Regions from separate parts of the Homo sapiens genome. Here region 1 is linked to region 2. Evidence: chromatin loops called from intact Hi-C (ENCODE). Cell type or tissue: CD4-positive, alpha-beta T cell. All regions are shown on one strand. Links, peaks and the distances in the headings refer to the core of each region. The heading gives the core; the rest is flanking DNA.

Region 1 (10,742 bases), core at 1,284-9,283, 460 kb before region 2:
TGATGTTAGAGTGTCAATTTTAGATCTTTCCTGCTTTCTCTTGTGGGCATTTAGTGCTATAAATTTCCCTCTACACACTGCTTTAAATGTGTCCCAGAGATTCTGGTATGTTGTGTCTTTGTTCTCATTGGTTTCAAAAAGAATATCTTTATTTCTGCCTTCATTTCATTATGTACCCAGTAGTCATTCAGGAGCAGGTTGTTCACTTTCCATGTAGTTGAGCGGTTTTGAGTGAGTTTCTTAATCCTGAGTTCTAATTTGATTGCACTGTGGTCTGAGAGACTGTTTGTTATGATTTACATTCTTTTGCATTTGCTGAAGAGTGTTTTACTTCGAATTATGTGGTCAATTTTATTTATTTATTTATTTATTTTTTGAGACGGAGTCTTGCTCTGTCGCCCAGGCTGGAGTGCAGTAGCGCAATCTCAGCTCACTGCAAGCTCCGCCTCCTGGGTTCATGCCATTCTCCTGCCTCAGCCTCCCAAGTAGCTGGGACTACAGGCACCCGCCACCATGCCCAGCTAATTTTTTTGTATTTTTAGTAGAGACCGGGTTTCACCATGTTAGCAAGGATGGTCTCGATCTCCTGACCTCATGATCCACCCCCCTCAGCCTCCCAAAGTGCTGGGATTACAGGCGTGAGCCTCTGCGCCCGGCCTAATTTTAAAATAAGGGCAGTGTGGTGCTGAGAAGAATGTATATTCTGTTGATTTGGGGCGGAGAGTTCTGTAGATGTCTGTTAGGTCTGCCTGGTCCAGAGCTGAGTTCAAGTCCTGGATATCTTTGTTAATTTTCTGTCTCATTGATCTGTCTAATATTGACAGTGGGGTGTTAAAGTCTACCACTATTATTGTGCAGGAGTCTAAGTCTCTTTGTAGGTCTCTAAGAACTTGCTTTATGAATCTGGGTACTCCTGTATTGGGTACAGATGTATTTAGGATAGTTAGCTCTTCTTGTTGCATTAATTCCTTTAGCATTATGTAATGCCTTTGTCTCTTTTGATCTTTGTTTGTTTAAAGTGTGTTTTATCAGAGACTAGGATTGCAACCCCTGCTTTTTTTTCTTTCTATTTGCTTCGTAAATATTCCTCCATCCCTTTATTTTGAGCCTGTGTGTGTCTTTGCACATGAGATGGGTCTCCTGAATACTGCACACCAATGGATCTTGATTCTTTATCCAATTAGCCAGTCTGTGCCTTTTAATTGGGTCATTTAGCCCATTTACATTTAAGGTTAATATTGTTATGTGTGAATTTAATCCTGCCATTATGATGTTAGCTGGTTTTCTTTGCCCGTTAGTTGGTGCAGTTTCTTCATAGTGTCGATGGTCTTTACGTACAATTTGGTATGTTTTTGCAGTGGCTGGTACCGGTTGTTCCTTTCCATGTTTAGTGCTTCCTTCAGGAGCTCTTGTATGGCAGGCCACTAGCTAGACTAATAAAGAAGAAAAGAGAGAAGAATCAAATAGATGCAATAAAAAATGATAAAGGGGATATCACCACCAATCCCACAGAAATACAAACTACCATCAGAGACTACTTATAAACACCTCTATGCAAATAAATTAGAAAATCTAGAAGAATTGGATAAATTTCTGGACACATACACCCTCCCAAGACCAAACCAGGAAGAAGTCGAATCCCTGAATAGACCAGTAACAAGTTCTGAAATTGAGGCAGCAATTAATAGCCTACCAACCAAAAGAAAAGTCCAGGACTAGACAGATTCACAGCTGAATTCTACCAGAGGTACAAAGAGGAGCTGGTATCATTTCTTCTGAAACTATTCCAAACAATAGAAAAAGAGGGAATCCTCCCTAATGCATTTTATGAGGCCAGCATCATCCTGATACCAAAACCTGGCAGAGACACAACAAAAAAGAAAATTTCAGGCAAATATCCCTGATGAACATCAATGCGAAAATCCTAATAAAATTATGGCACACCAAATCCAGCAGCACATCAAAAAGCTTATCCACCATGATCAAGTCAGCTTCATCCCTGAGATGCAAGGCTGGTTCAACATACGCAATTCAATAAATGTAATCCAGCATATAAACAGAGCCAAAGACAAAAACCACATGATTATCTCAATAGATGCAGAAAAGGCCTTTGACAAAATTCAGCAGCCCTTCATGCTAAAAACTCTCAGTAAACTCGGTATTGATACAATGTATCTCAAAATAATAAGAGCTATTTACGACAAACCCATAGCCAGTATCATACTGAATGGGCAAAAACTGAAAGCATTCCTGGCAGAAGACAAGGATGCCCTCTCTCACCACTCCAATTCAGCATAGTATTGGAAGTTCTGGCCAGGGCAATCAGGCAAGAGAAAGAAATAAAGGGTATTCAAATAGGAAGAGAAGAGGTCAAATTGTCTCCGTTTGCAGATGACATGATTGTATATTTAGAAAACCCCATCGTCTCAGCCCAAAATCTCCTTAAGCTGATAAGCAACTTCAGCAAAGTCTCAGGATACAAAATCAATGTGCAAAAATCACAAGCATTCCTTTACAATAATAACAAACAGCCAAATCAAGAGTGAACTCCCATTCACAATTGCTACAAAGACAATAAAATACCTAGGAATACAACTTTTACAAGGGATTTGAACGACCTCTTCAATGAGAACTACAAACCACTGCTCAAAGAAATAAGAGAAGACACAAACAAATAGAAAAACATTTCATGCTCATGAGTAGGAAGAATCAATATCATCAAAATGGCTATACTGCCCAAAGTAATTTATAGATTCACTGCTATTCCGATCAAGCTACCATTGACTTTCTTCACAGAATTGGAAAAAACTACTTTAAATTTCATATGGAACCAAAAAAGAGCCCACATAGCCAAGACAATCCTAAGCAAAAAATAAAAAATCCTAAGCAATCCTAACAAAACTGGAGGCATCACGCTACCTGACTTCAAACCATACTAGAAGGCTACAGTAACAAAAACAGCATGGTACTGGTACCAAAACAGAGACATAGACCAATGGAACAGAACAGAGGCCTCAGAAGTAATGCCACACATCTACAACCATTTGATCTTTGACAAACCTGACAAAAACAAGCAATGGGGAAAGGATTCCCTATTTAATAAATGGTGTTGGGAAAACTGGCTAGCCATATGCAGAAAGCTGAAACTGGATTCCTTCCTTACACCTTACACAAAAATTAACTCAAGAGGGATTAAAGACTTAAACATAAGACCTAAAACCATAAAAACTTTAGAAGAAAACCTAGGCAATACCATTCAGGACATAGGCATGGGCAAAGACTTCATGATTAAAACACCCAAAGCAATGGCAACAAAAGCCAAAATAGACCAATGGGTTCTGATTAAAGAGCTTCTGCACAGCAAAAGAAACTATCATCAGAGTGAACAGGCAACCTACAGAATGGGAGAAAATTTTTGCAATCTATCCATCTGACAAAGGGCTAATATCCAGAATATACAAAGAACTTAAATAGATTTACAAGAAAAAAACAACCCCATCAAAAAGTGGGCAAATGATATGAACAGACACTTCTCAAAAGAAGACATTTATGCAGCCAACAAACATGAAAAAAGCTCATCATCACTAGTCATTAGAGAAATGCAAATCAAAAGCACAATGAGATACTATCTCACACCTGTTAGAATGGCGATCATAAAAAGTGAAGAAACAACAGATGCTGGAGAGGATGTGGAGAAATAGGAATGCTTTTTCACTGTTGGTGGCAATTATTTCCACCATCATGGAAGACAGTGTGATGATTCCTCAAGGATCTAGATCTAGAAATACCATTTGACCCAGCAATCCCGTTCCTGGGTATATATCCAAAGGACTATATGTCATTCCACTATAAAAACACATGCACACATATGTTTATTGCAGCGGTGTTCACAATAGCAAAGACTTGAAACCAACCCAAATGCCTATCAATGATAGACTGGATAAAGAAAGTGTGGCACATATACACCATGGAATACTATACAGCCATAAAAAAGGATGAGTTCATGTCCTTTGCAGGGAGATGGATGACTCTGGAAACCATCATTCTCAGCAAACTAACACAAGAACAGAAAACCAAACACTGCATGTTCTCACTCATAAGTGGGAATTTAACAGTGAGAATACATGGACACAGGGAGGGGAACATCACACACTGGGGCCTGTCAGGGTGGGGTCTAGGGGAGGGATAGCATTAGGAGAAATACCTAATGTAGATGATGGGTTAATGGGTGCAGGAAACCACAATGGAACGTGTATACCTATGTAACAAACCTGCCCATTCTGCACATGTACCCCAGAACTTAAAGTATAATAAAATAATAATAATACTAAAGTAACAGTGGTTGGGCCCTACCTTAATCCTATTAAATCTGAATCTGAGAATGGGACCTGGTCAGACATTTCTACAGACTCCCCAACTGATGTGGGTGGAACCAGGGTTAAGAAGATTTAGCATGTATTGCTTACATAAGCAGTATCTAAAAGAAATAATTACTTGAATTTTAAGGCTAATACAATTTGTTACTCTTTCATCTTAAGGACACCTAGCACTAGGGATAAGAAAAGATTGGTAGCTCTGCTACCTTTTAGCATGTGACCTGGGGTGATTTTTTTTTTTTTTAAACAGAGTATTACTGTGTTTCCCAGGCTGGAGTACAGTGGAGCAATCACGGCTCACTGTAGCATCGAATTCCTGAACTCAGGCAGTCTTCCCACCTCAGTCTCCTGAGTAGCTGGGACTACAGGTACATGCCACCACAGTCAGCTAATTTTTGTATTTTTTGTAGAGATGGGGTTTGCCATATTGCTCAGGCTGGTCTTGAACTCCTGGGCTCAAGTGATCCTCCTTTCTTGGCCTCCCAAAATTCTGGGATTACAGGCATGAGCCACCTTGCCTGGCTTGGGGAAAATTTTTAAAGCTATCTTGAGCCTCAGTGTTCATAAAACAGCCATAATAATACCTTCCCAGAGCATTTCATGGGGTTACTATTGTGCTTTGAGAGCAAGGTGTTGGTATTACTAACCATCAGCAATTCTTAACTTGTTTGTTGGGGAATTTGTTACAAATGTAAAGTTTAAGGTTTTATCCCAGACTAACTTAAATAAAAATATCTGTAGGTATTTGTGTAGAGCAAGGAAGTTGTATTTTTAAGCTTTCCAGGGGATTTGTATGCAGGTGGTGAGAGATCACATTTAATAAAACTAATGCAATTTTTTGTAATGTTACATTAGAGAATGCTTTTCTCTTGAGCTACCAGTAGGGAGCATTGTGAATAAACTGGTTTGCTTAACTCACCATTCACTTATCAACAGGAAACTACAAAATTGTGAATTTTTTTTTTTAAACCGGGCAGATAATAGGCATTTAAATTAAAATTTAATAAAAGTTAATAATTATTTTTTCAAGTGTACATGTAGTGCTTAAAATCTTTCAAGAAACAAAATCATGTTAAATCAAAAGAAGCTCAGTTTAAAAATTTTTTTGCTAAATATTGTTTTAAAATTTTACAATTTAATTTAAATTTAAAATTAAATATTGAAATTGCATGCAATTTGTAGTGACTGCAAATTAGCATTTTTGATGCTTGCTAAAATGACCTAGTTTCATTTGGTTTTGAGATGCATGCTCAGTGATTATATGTTAGCTCTATTCCCTTTTATCTTAAAAATAGTAGATCATATATAGTGTTATATTGGGGCTCGATAATCAGGTGATCTTTAGCTTGGCCTTTCAGTTAAAGAAGTGAATGAAAACATATTTGATAGACTAACAGCTTTGGGTTCTAGTTCTAGATTTATCCCCTTGTAGCTGACTTTGGGCATGTCATTTACCCTCTAAGTCACAGTTTCTTTCCTTGTTAAATGAGAATCCTGGTACCTTCTTTAGAAGAGTGTATGAAATGATGTATGTGAAAATACTTTCTAACTATGTTTACATGCGCTAATCTTGCTTTTTCCTTAAAGTTGATATGTGAAGTTTGAAATGTTTAAAATGTGTATTTCAGTTTTAAGAAAACTCTAAACATGATTGTGGTTAAGATTGAAAAATTAGTGGAGCAGTTGTCGGTATGGTTATATATTTGGCAGCAAAATACCTAATTTTGCAAAGTTAGAAAAGGGATGAGGATCTTGCAAATTCCTATATTTTCTGAACACTTTCTTTTTAGGTAGGAGAAGAACTTCAATTAGCTTATTTGCTATTCATTTAGAAATTGCTTCTCTCCTCATCTTTTCTTTTATATGTATACAGGATTAATTTGAGCACTTTTGTTAATAGTTTTCTCATCTAACCACTAGATAGCCAAGGACAATGTTGATAATTTTTTTTTCAGATAGACAAAAGTGTTTTAAGATTTGTTTTTGGTCAGTACTACATAGTCTTAATTTATACTTTTGTAAACTTATGTCTAGATTGATCAAGTAACTCTTAAGACCACAGAAACCTTTTGCTTAGTATATAAAGATGATAAAGTTTCATTTGGAACAAAATTAATTGGAGAGTTGAATTGCAAATTTCTAAAAATAGGGAAAGTTCTACTTTCTATATTGATCAAAAACATTGTCTACATGTATTTTTGCTTAAACTGTCATCTTTGCAGAGTTAACTAAACAGGTCATGTAATCCAACTCTGAGGCACACTGTAAATGCGTGCAGCTTCAACTTGAAAGCTAATATTCAAAGCAACAATACAAGTGTTGTAGATATGTTTCTGTTTCTGTGAAATAGATGATGAGCTAGCTGCCTGATTTAGAAGCTAAGAAGGAGGGTGAAGGTGAGAAACTTTAACTTGCTTAGGTTTTATGTTTGTATTTCACCTTTATAAAATAAGGTAGAAATTATGTTTTAAAAAACAAAAAAAGGTAATATTTTAAATCCAAAAATATACTAGCTCATGCCCAAATATGTTTGGTTTAACATGTAAAACTTTGCATATGTGAGTTTCATGAACTGAAGTAGCTTTATTTGAAATGTTTGAGATAATGAGTGTTTTCTTGGTTTATTATTTTGACTCATATTTGGGGTGGGAAAGAGGCAGAGGGAATTTCTATTCCTTATAAATAGGTGCATTTTGAGGACATGCTTTTATATTAAAAGATATCTCAAGTGTATATAGCTTAGTTTTTTTTCTAGCTGTCATTTTGTTTGGTCATATTTAAATTTAGCAATAAATGACTGCTAACCGTTGTGTTTGGACATAATCATATGCTGCATGGGCATTTGTACTTGATCATAGAACAGGATTTTGGAAAATAAAACCTCAGTTTCAATTTAGGAAAGGAAGATGATTAATTTTTATTGAGTTGTTTAATCTTCTAAGTTTTAATAACCTCTGTCACATTCTTGTGGCTTTAGTTTGGAATACTTTAGACAGCTATTTTTCTAAAATAATTGCAGTCATGAAGTTTGGGGTTTTTTGGGTGTGATTTGCATATATTTTGTTTTCTTATTAAACCTCTAAAAATTAATTTTCCTTTTAATCTCCTACCCCATTTTAACGTAAGAACAGACCATATATGGTATATTTATGCATTATTTCTGGGAAAAGAAACCTTAAAATCACAGTAGCTTTTCAGATCCACTAATATGCTTCAAAGATACTGATTTTTGCTTTTGAGATAAAATTTTATTAACTTCGCCTCTTTGACTTACTGTATATATTGATAGTTGACCTCTTAAGATTTTGGAAAAGGTTATTTAGAATAGGTCATCCTTTACTTTACACAAAGATAACACACTTTAGGCTACTTCTTTAAACTAGTTGTTGAAACTAAAGATTCTGTCACAGGCATGCTAATGTGTAGAAAATAAAGACCTTAAAAACTTCATCCTTTGAAGTTTAGAAGTGACTTTTTAGACTCTGAACTCATTGCAGTGTGCAAAATATTCAGCCATTGTTATCTAGAGTGGAGGGGTTTATTCATGTTTGTGTCTGACCTACTTTCTTTGAGGCTTGGCCTTTTCACCCTTAGATAATTAGGCTTCACCTCCCACTCTTCAGTTAGGGTTTCACAGCTCCTCAGATATCACTTAGTTACCTTCTCAGACTTTCAACACCTTGTCCTTTCATCACCAAGTATATCAGTTGCTTTGTTGAGTAAGAAAAAATAATACAATTTATTGTTTAAAAATGAAAAGACTTAGTTGCTTCATCCTTCATGCCACCATTTTGTAAAAAATAATTTTATTTTTTATAATTTATTTTATAATCAGTTCCTTAATACTTTGAATGCCTCCAGGGCAGAAACTGTCTTACTTTTCTGTATCTGGAGCCTTGCACAGGTAATGACACATAGTAGATGGTCAGTAAGTGATTATTTAATGAGTGTTTTATAGTCTTTGTGATAGAAGGCAACTTTTTTTAAGGCTGAATGCTAATTATACTACATTATGACATTAGATGAATAGTTAATGTAGAGGTTTTAAAAGAGGTATAGAAGAGAGATGAGCAAGCTATGAAAGGTTAAAGAATAAGAAAATCAGGAGGAAGGAGAAAGACTGGAAGAGAGAGAGATTAAGGAGATTAAAAAGGCATTTATGTCTGGAGCAGATGATGGAGCCTCCAGTAATTCACCCAAATGTCTCTTCGGGTTACATTGTTATCCTTGATTACTTTATCAACTATAGATTATTACTTATGGATTACTCTCTAGATCAACTATGTAAAATAGGGCTAGTAGAAGGAAAGATAGGATCTAATGGAAGAGTTAGACTCAGGGAATATAAGCAGGCAGTTCTTGTTATATTATAGACACATATAAGGTCATATGTGTAAAATATAGACAGTTATTAAGAGCTTTTATGGTATCTATATTGCAGTTTGACAAGCACAGTTAATGTGTATATCAAATTTTAAATGTAATATGTAATAAAATTTTTATTAAAGTAGCTGATAAAATACGTGGCATTCACGTATCAGTCGGACTGAATTTTTCAGTAACCAGCTGATTTTTTTAAACCTGGGTCTGTATGTTACTGAAGATAATACATCACTATGACTTAATTTTTAGAATAACTGGATTTCATTTTACATATCTAAAACTCTTATCTGTGTTTCCCAGCATTTGTCATTCAAGAATTGGAAATAAAGACCTTATATTTACCTTTTAAGGTAACCTCCGCTGATACTTATATCAGCGGAGAAATGCCGCAGTTATTCCCATCGCCCCTAGAGTGGACTTAGGTGTTAGTGTTCCCTTGGCCAGTATAATTCAGTTTTGGATGACAGAGTTAAATGTATCCCATCATAAATTATCAAATCACATCCAAATTAAGCAATTAAATATAATATGAAGATTACTTCTTGAAGACAACAAATATTTTAACTTGTTTATGGAGTTTTTATTTATAATCTGTTCTTTTATTTAAAATTTACTTCTTGTTTTATACCTGACTAATTCTACCTAATGATTTATTGTTCTGATATTTAATTAAAATTCCTTGCTATTAAGTCTCGTTTTAAGAAATGCTAAAACCACCAGATGGAATAAATGACCTAATAAGTCAGTGATGTTAAACACCAGTAAAAGAAATGAAATTAGGGAGAAATCAATAGAAGGGTCTGAATAAGGGCTATCATAATAATTTTAACTTAAATAACAAGTATGTATAGTAAGTATATGGGATAAAGCCAGATGATCAGTTCTAATTCATTCTTACAAAGCAGTTATATAAAAGGCGTAAAGGTAGAGTATACCCTATACTCTAGGATACATTCTAACTAGTTGGGTTTTTGTTTGTTTTGAAACAGGGTTTCACTCGGATGCCCAGGCTGGAGTGCAGTGCTGTGATCTCAGCTCACTGCAACTTCCACCTCCTGGGCTCAGGTGATCCTCTCACCTCAGCCTCTGGAGTACTTGGGACTACAGGCATGTGCCACCACACACAGCCTATTTTTTGTACTTTTTGTAGGGACAGGGTTTCTTCATGTTGCCCAGGCTGGTCTTGATCTCCTGGACTCAAGCAATGCATCTTCTTCAGCTTCCCAAATTGCTGGGATTACAGGTGTGAGCCACCACATCTGGCCTAGGATTAATTTTATCTATTTTGAGAAATATATTCTTGTGCCTCTAAATAACTTTTAGCACCTCAGTAGGCCAACCAGCTGCCAGTAGTGAGAAGTGATACAATGTCCTCAAGGGTGTTTTCCAATAGTAAGAAAAGTTTGATTTTAACTCAGGACAGTGTTTTCCACATAGATGGTACTCAGTAAATACTTAACCGTATATCAGAAACCTCTGGAATTATTAAACATTTTGATGCGCCAATCCCTGTTAACAAGGCATGTTAAACCTTTTTAGAATCAACATATACACTTTCTCTTAACAATAAGGTAACTGGAACTATTAAGTTTAAATTGTCTGATTTTTTTGCTAATATTAAGCTACTTTATTACTATTTAAATATATGTAGTTAATGTATTATTTTTGACAGCATGTAGCTATATATTTTCTCCAGCCAAATTGTTGAAATAAGACAAATAAGTAAAATAATCAAAATTATGTTTATTATTAAAGATAGTGACTTTACGCAGATTTTATTTAAACCTTATTGATAAAAATGTCAGCAGTTTTGTATGCTATTGGAGTGTAAAATAGTATAGAATGTATCGATCAGCCTTCTTTCATGGACTTTCATCCATTTACCCATGCTGCCTATATTCTAGAGAAAGGGAAATACACTCATACATCTCTCTCTCTTTTTTAATATATATAATTCTTTTTCTTAAAAAAAAAATAGGGATA
Region 2 (10,742 bases), core at 973-8,972:
AGTATTGCAGATGACTGCAGTTATAAAGCTGGGAGCACAAAATTACCAACCGTAGTCATATGGTTTATACATTTCTCTTTTGACCTGTTTCTTTATGAATATGATTTGTCTGCTCATAACTGATATATCTATGTGACTGTTAGCATACCTGAGTGTTCATGCTTGCAAAAATAGTTATGTTATTATTGCCTCTCTTATTGTGTAAAGTGGCCTATGAAGTGTTTTATTTTCTCAGGGCACAGGATCTTACTCTGTCTTCCAGGCTGGAGTGCAGTGGCTCGCTCGATCATGGCTCACTGCAACCTTGACCTCCAGGGTTCAATTGATCCTCCCACCTCAACCTCCCAAGTAGCTGAGACAACAGGTACATGCCATCATGTGTGGCTAATTTTTGTATTTTTTGTAGAGATGGGGTTTTGTTATGTTGCCCAGGCTGGTCTCAAACTCCTGAACTCAAGTGACCTGCCCGCCTTGGCCTCTCAGAGTGTTGGGATTACAGTCGTGAGATACTGCACCTGGCCTGTTATTTTTTAAATATGTTTTTCAAGTAAATCCCATTTTAAAAATGTAAATAAATATCTTTGAAAGAATTAAAATTTTTTTCCAGAATTATATTTTTGGGATTTTGATTTTTAAGGATTTCAACATTTGGGATTATGACATTTGAGATGGTATCTTTCAGGATTATGATTATAATAAATTCCTCCCCAGGGAAGATCCTCAGTCCTATTTTTCCAAAGGTTTGTTCTTAGCTAGTTCTTTTCTAATCCTCATTGGTGTCTTACCTAGAAAACATTTTCCTCTGGGAAATATTTATTCAAGTGGTTCCCGAGAAATGATAAGCCTTTATCACACAAAAATGAAATATCAAATGGTGAGTTCAGACACCCATGTGAATGGATCTTTTGGGCCATCTATTTGGTAGCCTCAAAACAAAACAAAGTATCACTCTTAAGGCTGGTTGTGCGACAATGTGCGTTTGAAATTCTCTAAATCATGTCAAAGTATGGAAGGGAACTTCAACAATTATATGATCCATCTATAGGTTTTCAGGCACATCAATATTTTGACATCTGAAAAAATGATATTTTTTTCTTTGCACAAATTTCCACTAAAGAAGGTTACAATGAATAACTAAGCTATTTCATCACAACAAAGTACAATGTACCATCATCTCTCTCTCACCTGGGCTGTAACAGTAATGCCCTAAACTGCACGGACTCTTGTTACCATTCTTGCCATTCCTTCCCCCTTTTCTTTTATACTCCCCTACACCCAGCAACCTATTTGGCACACTGAAGCCCAAGTGATCTTTTAAAAATGTGAATTAGATCATGCCAATTTTCTTCTTCAAATCCTTTGGTGGCTTCTCTTCCTTCCTGGGAAGAAGACTCATACGGTCGACAGGACACTCCGTGATCCTGACTTAGCCATCCTTCCTCCTCACTGTCACCTCCAGCATGTCTGGTCTTCTTTAATATCTTCCAATGTACCATCATGCTCCTGTCACTTCATGGCCTTTGCATAGCATCTGGGGACTTTTATCTGTGCTGCTCCAACCCCCACTGTCCCTGTGTTACTTAACCTGTATTTTTGGTCCATTGCACCTATCACTGTTTCTCTTTATTTATATATTTGTGTGCTTATTTGATTAATGTTTGTTTTCCCAACTAGACTATAAAGCCCCATGAAGTAAGGCCTTTGGGCTCTTCTACTTACCAGTATATCCCCAGTGTCACAGAAAGAGGCACATAGTAAGCTCCCAGTGAATATTTGCCTGATACAGGAATGAACTATCCGTTTTATCAGCAAACATGTCTCATGCATTAAGTTGAACCCATTTCTAATCATTAGAAGAGATGGAGAATTGCTGTTCACTTTCTTCTAGTTCTGACTTTGCTTTGGGATGCAATATACTATTACTTTGGTGAAAATGCACAGATGTCTCATTAACAATGAAATTGGGCAGTATACATTAATTTAAATATCATCAGTTTAGTTAACAACAGGTGTTGTTAATTTTATTCTTTTTTTCAGTTGATTAGTTATTCTTTGTGTTCAAATTCTGATTTGGTGGTAACTGGAAAGTGTTAACTCCACTACTTTTTCTTCTTGCTAGAAGAAAATTGCTAGAAGAAAAAGTTTAGTGTTTTTTTTTTTTTTTTTTTTTTTTGGTGTAAATAGCAGCATAGAGAAATAAAGCAGCAAGGGACAGAATAAAGAAATAAATGTTAGAATAAACTTTAAAATGGCAATAAAGAAATGGGAATCAGGGATAGGTTTCAAGAAAGAACCAGGGATCTTATGAGAGTTATTTATTTGAAAGGACAAAGATTGTTCTTTAAGCTGTATCAATCTCTTTTCATTTAATCTAAATCCAAAACAAATACAGATTGTATTTTGACTAAACTTTCTCCCATCACTAGATCTCAGAAAGTATTGCCTACATATGACCATTTTTTCTAATACTGTCTGTAATCTTAAAAATAATAATCATTTATGGGGTACCATATGCCAGACACCTACATAGAATACTTTATTTGGTTCTCAGCGACAGATATGATTATTATTTCACATTCTAGATAAGGAAACTGTGGTTCAGGGAGGTTAAGCAATTTGCCCAGACTCATGGCTTTGGACAGATCCAGATTCAAATCCCAAGTGTTGCTGATTCTAAACCCTATGCTCCTAACTCTTTTGTCTTATTTCCTCTTTAAAATGAGATCCCAACATTTGATAAAGTTTAAGATGTTTTCCCATTTTCACAGGCAAATTACTTAGAGCAGTGGTTCTCCAAATGTAGTCTTCAGATCAGCAGAATCAGCAACACCTAGGAATTTACTAGAAATGTTAATTTTCTGACCCAACACCAAATTTACTAAAATTAGAAACTGGGGGGTGAGGGTGGGATGGGTACAGCAATTTGCATTTTAAGGAGCCCTCCGTGTGATTCTGATGCATACAAAATTTGAGTACAACTACCTAGAAAAATGAAAAATTGAACAGCCCCTATTGCCATCTAAGCTAGTAACTGATCATCTGGCCCAACCATCCTACTTGCACTCCAGGAATCACTTCTGGATAATGTTTCTCACTCTCTCAGGTTCCTCTGCAAATCAGTCATGGTGATCTGAAAGCTTCCTACACATTTTTGTTTTGAGCCGGTGTTGCTATTTTTGCACAGGCTGGGCTGGGACTCCCAATCCTCCCGCCTCAGCCCCCTAGTAGCTGAAACTACAGGCCTGTGTCACTGCACCCGGTTCAAGGATAGATTTTTATTTGTTTGCTTTGTTTTTAGAGATAGGGTCTCTCAACGTCGCCCGGGCTATTTCTACAGATGTTGTTTTGGTTTAATATGGTGTCACATAAACTTACACTGGTTAAGTAAACAGGCAACATTTGAACTAAATTTAACTTCAATGTTTTGGTGGTCTGCAAAAGGATATTGTGCTTCTTGGTTAACATTTTCATGTTTCTCCACTTCTGCTTTCGTCCAGAACAGGAAGCGGAAGTTCTAAACTACTGCGAAGTCCTCTCTTGGTATTTCCGGCCTCGCTGAGACCAGAAAGCAGCGGAAGGGACAAATGTTTCTTGTTAGAGTCCCAATTTGATTTCTAAATCAAGGTGTACAGGATCAAAGGTCTCTTAAGTGCAGGTCCCAAACTTTGATCGTTATGTAAATAAGCAACTTGGAGCTCTCCTTCACGACTTGTAACACAGGCAGGTGACTGAGATGAGATCAATCAGAGCTGAGGAATGAGGGGAAATTCCCACCTAATAGCTGAAAGCAACAATACTTGAGTTTGTGCTTGCCTTCCCTTTCAATTTTCTAAGGTATAGGTGATCAAAATTCTTAATAAATTGAAGATTGAAGGCCTTAGAATCTGAGTAAGCTAAGAGGATATACAGTTTCCACAAATGAGTTCTTTCATTACAATAAAAAATAACAGAGGAACTTTAAGGCATTCGTTTGCTGCCAGGAATTTCAGCTGAGGTTGTGGGTTGGGGAAGAGGGTAGTTAATTTAATTAACTTCTGTTTTATGATCTCTTAAGATAAGTAAAGGCACCTGGAAGTAGAAGAAGCCGAGAGAAAAGATCGTACCATGTTTTCTATCTGTTATTTAGCTTAGATTTTCTGTTTCGATTGTTGTTTGTTTCTATAGGAAAGAATACTTATTGACAGTGAAAGAAAGCAAAAGAAATGGATTTTTTTAAAATAATGAAACTTCTAGATGAGCAAACCTGGAGGATAGTTTGTGAATTAAACAAATGTGTTTGGTGTATAATCAGGGAAACTGATAAAACCCACTCATCTAAAAAGAAGGTGAGAGTTTTCGGCTGTCACCAGGGTCTAACTTGGTAAGTCAGTCCCATTACCACATACCAATGAAGTAAAAAAAAAAAAGATTCATTCGGTTTAGAATCTTTAGAACCACTAGTCTGGTAGTGCTGTCAGGTTAAAGGATTAGTTGTTCAATATAAACCATATATTTGGACTAAAATAATCACATTAGCCTTTGTTAAATGTACTCATGATCAAGTGAGGTAACAATAGTGTTCTTCCTACTTTAGATTTAAAACTTGACATTTCTAATATGATCGATGTCTCCACTTTGCTGTCTGACATAGTACTGCTTAAACCTTCCTCAAATACTTGTATGCCATATATGTTTCTAATCTATATAAAATAATACTGATATATAAGCACTGTGTTTTCTTCTAGCTTAAAATAATAAGTCAATTTCTTGAGGATAGGTACAACTCTAACCTTAGATAAGAAGTTCTGGATTCTAAATTGAGCCCTGCTGTGAAAACTAATCTTTGCTTTAGATCTCCACCTTGTGGTTACATGTTTAAAATGTAAATTCTTGTGATTTTATGATCCTGGCTTATAGATTCTTTCAAAAAGAAAGGTAGAATGGATGAACATTGTCTGAAAATAACTTGAGACTTATGATTGGATATTTAGAAATTTATAATTCAGATTCAGTGCACTTCAGAATGTTTTCTCTCTGAGACCCTTGTTTACCACTTTTTGTTCAACTACCTTGAAAAATTAGTTTTGGGTTTCTTAAGGATTGAAGAGACTTTCAGAGACCATCTTTTGGGTTAGTGCTAGTACAGAAGGGGCTAATAGGAGGAACCTCATTAGTGTATCTTTAGTAAACTTGAATGAAGGGAACATATGGGTTTAGAACTTACAACTTCAGAACGCTGGGGAAATCTGTAAGAAATACTCCAACATTTACCTACCATCATGTGGTTTTTAAAAAAAGAAAAGAAGAACTACCCCAACGTGGGGTTTACCTTGGTCCAAGAAAAGAAGACAGTTTTCAACTATAACATCCTGTGACTTCATTTTCCAAGTTTCCTCATCACAATATAGAAAAGCTATATGATGTCCGCTGGGTATACAGCAGTGCTCTGTGTAGCTTAAAGAACATGTAGTTCCAGCATGAAGTTCTGCAAGAGTGGGCCTGGTGTGCTGTGTGTGAATCAACTCTAGAGCTCTTTGGATTTATATAAGTCTTGATTTACAGAATTTAGTTACAAAGCACAATAATATTTTATTATGTTCATTTGCTTATATATTATCTTTTTTTTTTTACATTCAATAGCAAATATTGGTGACTCCACCTTACAAACAGACTCAGAATCTAACAACTTGTAATTTCCTTTCATAGCAACCAGCTTTATCCTATTAGAACATGAATCAGATTACTGTTATTCCCCTGCTTAAAAACAGGGATTTTCCGTCACTCAGAGGAAAAGCTTAAGTTCTCATGGTGGCCATCAAGACCTGCTCTAACTGGCCTGTGTTACCGCTCCAACCTCAACTCCTCTACCACCCGTCCTCCTTCTGCTGCAGCTACATGGCCTTCTCAATGGTCTTGGTACAGAAAGGCCTTTGAATTACAGCTCAGTCGGCTTGGAGTACTCTCCTTCCATACACCCACATGGTGTGCTCCCTCCCTCCTTCAGGGTTAGTCAAAACTCATACTTCTTTCTGGCCACACATCTAAAATTGCAACACTCTTCCTACACTTCCAATCCTACTTCACTACTTTACTTTCTTAGCTTTATCCCACATACTATACCTTTTTCTTATGTGTTTCATGTATCATCTGCCTTCCCCCCTACCATGTAAACACCACACATAGTGATTATGCTTGTGTTTTTCACTCTTATTTCTCAGCCCTCACAAGAGTGCCTGGCTCAATAAATAAATATTTGCCAAGTGAATGACTGTCTCACCCATTACATCTTTAAGTCCCTTAGGGCCATGTCTTGTTTGTTTGCATTTCTAGCACCTAGCATAGTGCCTGGCATTTAAAAGAGTTTAAATAAATGTTTGCCAGTTAAACAAATCACTGTTGAAGTACCCTCTTAAGGACTGTCAACATATTGTAATATAAATATGGGATGATTGTATTTATTCTTACTGATTTTAAATATGTGTGCTGTCATTTAAAAATTGTAAAATTATCTTGGCTACATTTCATGTTATTTTTATTGATTTGATTATTGAGTCAGTCTTATTTGAGTACTTAAGACTGTTCATTTGAAAACTTTTTCTTTTTCTTTTTTGATGAGGTCTTGCTCTGTCACCCAGGCTGGTGGCAATGGGGCTATCATAGCTCACTGCAGCCTTGAACTCCTGGGCTCAAGTGATCCCCCTCCTTAGTCTCTCAAGTAGCTAGTACTGTAGGCACGTGCTACCACACTTGGCTAATTTTTTTGTTTTTGGTTTTGTGAAGATGGAGTCTCTCTGTGTTGCTCAGGCTGGCCTCAAACTTCTGGCCTCAAGTGAACAATCCTCCTGTCTTGGCCTTCCAAAATGCCGGGGTTATAGACACAAGCCACCAGGCCCAACCAAAACTTCATTCTTAAATATTATCTAAGACTTCTTCCCTTTCCTTTCCTTAATACTTTCTACTTGGTGATCTGAAATTTGATGTATGTAGATTTTTTTTTCTTTTTGAGACAGGATCGTGTTCTATTGCCCATGCTGGAGGGCAGTGGCACCATCATGGCTCACTGCAGCCTTGACCTCCCAGGCTAAAGCAATCCTTCCACCTCAGCCTCCCAAGTAGCTGGTACCACAGGTGCATGCCACCTGTGGCTAATTTATTTTTTATTTTTAAATTTTTTGTAGAGATAGGGTCTCCCTATGTTACTCAGGCTGGTCTTGAACTACTGGGCTCAAGCAATCCTCCCATCTTCGTCTCCCAAAATGATGGGATTACAGGTGTTTAGCCTTTCTGTCTCTCTCTTTTATAAAAATAAATTTTATTATATATATTTGAGGTTTATAGCATGTTATAGGATACATACAAATAGCAAAATGCTTACTATAGTGAAACAAATGAACATATCTATCATTTTACATAGTTTATTTTGTGTGTGATAAGAGCAATTAAAATCTACTTACTTAGCAAAAATCCCAAATACCATGCAATTTAATTAACAAGAGTCTTCATGTTATATGTTAGATTTCTAGGCTTTATCCTACATATTTACTACTTTGTGTCTTTTAACCTGTATCTTCTTTTATCCCCCACTGCTGTCCTTGGTAACCACTGTTTTATTCTGTCTTATAGTTGACCTTTTTTTCTTTTTTTTTTTAAAAAGGATTCCACATATAAGTGAGGTCATGCAATATTTTTCTTTCTGTGTCTGGCTTATTTCACTTAGCATAATGTCATCCAGGTCTATCAATGTTGTGGCAAATAGCAAGATATCCTTCTTTGTTAAGGCTGAATGATATTCCTCTGTGTGTGTGTGTGTGTGTGTGTGTGTGTGTGTGTGTGTGTGTGTGTATGTCTGTGTGTTTGGCACATTTTCTTTTCTTTTTCTTTTTTTTTTTTTGAGATGGAGTCTTGCTCTGTCGCCCAGGCTGGAGTGAGGTGGCACGATCTCGGCTCACGGCAACCTCTGCCTTCTGGGTTCAAGTGATTCTCCTGCTTCAGCCTCCCGAGTAGCTGGGACTACAGGCATGTGGTACATTTTCTTTATCCATTCCTCTTTAGACAGACATTTAAGTTGTTTCCAGATCATGGCTACTGTGAATAATGCTGCAAAAAACATGGATATCTTTATGAAGTGGTGACTTCATCTCCTTTGGATATATACCCAGAAGAGGGATTGCTGGGTTATATGGTAGTTCCATTTTTAATTTATTTAGGAACTTCTATACTGTTTTCAACAATGGCTGTACCAATCTACATTACCGATAACGCTGTACTAGGGCTCCCTTTTCTCTGCACCCTCATCGACATTTGTTATCTCTTGTCTTTTTGATAATAGCCACCTTAGTGAGTGTGAGATCATATCTCATGGTGATTTTAATTTGCATTCCCTAATGATGTTTCCCTAGTGATTAGTGATGTTGACCACGTTTTCATATACTTGTTGGCCGTTTGTATGTCTTCTCTGGAGAAATGTCTGTTCAGGTCCTTTGCCCATTTTTAAATAAGGTTATTTGTTGTTTTGCTATTGAATTGTTAGAGTTCTCTATAAACTTTGGGTATAAACCCCTCATCAGCTACGTGGTTTGCAAATATTTTTTTCCCAGTCCATAGATTGCCTTTCCATTTCGTTGTTGTTACCTAAATGGACAAATATCCTGTGTATATGGATTGAAAGAATTAATATCGTTAAAATCTTCCTACTGCCCAAAAAATATATATATAGATTTAACACAGTCTCTATCAAAATTCCAATGGCATTCTTCTGAAATAGATAAAACAATGTTAAAATTTGCATGGAACCACAAATAATCCTGAAGAACCAAAACAATACTGAGAAAGAAAAACAAACTTAAAGCCACTCCACTTCCTGAATGTAAATTATATTACAAAACTATATGGTACTGGCATAAGAACAGAGACATAGACCAATGGAACGGAGAGTACAGAGTCCAGAAACAAATCTAAACATATATAGTCAATTTATTTTTAACAAGGCCTCTAAGAGGACACAATGGGGAAAGGATAATCCCGTCCATAAATGGTGCTGGGAAAACTAGATTTCCACAAGCAAAAGTGTGAAATTAGAGCCTTATCTTACACTATATACAAAAATGAACTCAAAATGGATAAAAGACCTACATGTAAGACCTGAAACCATAAAACTAGAATACAACATAGGGGAAAGTTCCTTGACATTCGCCTTGGCAATGATTTTTTGAATATCACACCAAAAGCCTAGGCTACAACAGCAAAAGTAAATAAATGGGATTATGTGCACTTTTTTATACGCTCTTTCTTCTTTTTCTTCCCTTTGGAACTTTCCTCCCACCTCTCCTCAGACCCTAGGTTCCTATGTGTCCTCACAGTGCCTGCTGGAGGCAACTCAGTGGAAACGGAGAGCAAGCTCTGCTCCCCTAACTGATGACAGCCGTAGTTTACAGCATTGTTTCTCAGACTTTCATATGCATATGAAACCCCTACTGGTCTTGACAAAATGCAGATTCTGATTCAGGAGGTTGATGGGTGGGGCCTGAGACTCTGCACTGCCAATAATTCCAAGGTGATGCTGATACTGCGTTTTGGAGGGTCAGACTTGAATAGCAAGTGATAGAGGAGTCCTCTCCTCATTCTGGTTTAGCCTGTTTCTGTCTGATGCTGCTAGCCTTTGCTGACATAGTAGTCTCTGTATAGAGACTTATAGGTGGCTTTTAGGGGTCACTGTTCGTCTTCATTTTGATATCTTTATTGCTGCCAGAGGAAAAGTTCTAAACTCTTCTCTGGGTCAGGCTGTCTGGGCATCCCCTGGTGTTCCTGCTCTTCTGCTAATCTCTGTGCACCTTCATATGAAGCCAAAGGAATGAGAGGAGTGATACTGTGTTATATATCCTCCAAGGGCAATGGAAAACTGGGATGGAGTTGGGGTTTTCCCTGTTTTCTTCCTAGACACATCACAAAACAATCCCATCAAGCCTTGCAGATGTGGTTTCCTACTTCTGGGATCTCTTAATCTAGGAACAGATGTTAAGTAACCCTCCCTTCTTCCCCAGATTGGGAAGCAGAATGTAAAGGCAAACATGCCACATGCTTTTTTGCTGAGAATGCTCTTTATTCAAGGATGGCCTCAACAAGCCTGGCTCCTGTGCCAGGATGAATGTGAACTTGTGGTCTCTACAGCCCAGGGTGGATCTTGCCAGAAAATAATGCCCATTCCTGCAGGCACCTTTAAGGATTTTCTCAGAGTTTCTTTCACTTGCCTTCTGGAAGGAAAATCTCCCACTACCTCCCCAGTAGAAGGTGGGGTTATAGCACTCTTTTCACAGACATTTGCTCCTTGAAACCGTAGATGACGATTTCTCTGAGTCTTCTTATAAGACCTGGCAGTGCCCTCACCCCATGACCTTTGCTTCCATTTGTTGCTCCTCCTTTTTCTCTTTGTTTCTCTCTGGCTTCAGCCTGGACTCAAAACTGGGTCCAAGGGGCAGGGGTGCTTCCTTGGTCCTCTTCCCCAAGAATGAAGCAATAACTCATCACCCCTTCTCTCACCTACTGATCTTTTCCTCCTTTCTCTCCATACAAGTGACGTGAGCTCTGCCCTTCTTCCTCCAATCCAGTTTCAAATGACAAAGTGCCACCACTTCCCCTGGCTCAGAACCTACTTTCACTAAAATTCAAATCCTTACTATCACCACCACCACCCCATAGTCATCAGTTCTGCATCACCTACAGCCTGACTCTCCAACTGCAGTCTCACCCCAAGATTTTACATAGGT

Evidence for each region. Peaks named below come from ENCODE experiments on the same cell type or tissue, not always from the same donor. Only the 100,000 strongest peaks of a DNase experiment are listed, where the experiment ranks them.
Region 1: it touches region 2 in a loop (6-fold over the local background); 15 of 110 quality-filtered maps call a loop at or near these places.

Annotation. Positions count from the first base shown.
Region 1 is chr1:185,233,386-185,244,127 of GRCh38, forward strand. All of the region lies in intron 16 of SWT1 (SWT1 RNA endoribonuclease homolog), which reads left to right. Among named protein-coding and RNA genes, the nearest start is that of IVNS1ABP, 78 kb to the right of the region's middle. In CD4-positive, alpha-beta T cell, for the core only: CTCF peaks have their summits at 5,268 and 5,473; a DNase peak (open chromatin) is centred at 5,266.
Region 2 is chr1:185,690,667-185,701,408 of GRCh38, forward strand. No RefSeq gene overlaps it. Among named protein-coding and RNA genes, the nearest start is that of HMCN1, 38 kb to the right of the region's middle. RefSeq lists enhancers at 3,482-3,983, 9,143-9,804. In CD4-positive, alpha-beta T cell, for the core only: CTCF peaks have their summits at 4,826 (motif pointing left) and 5,027; DNase peaks (open chromatin) are centred at 3,635 and 4,825; H3K4me3 peaks cover 947 bases; H3K27ac peaks cover 645 bases.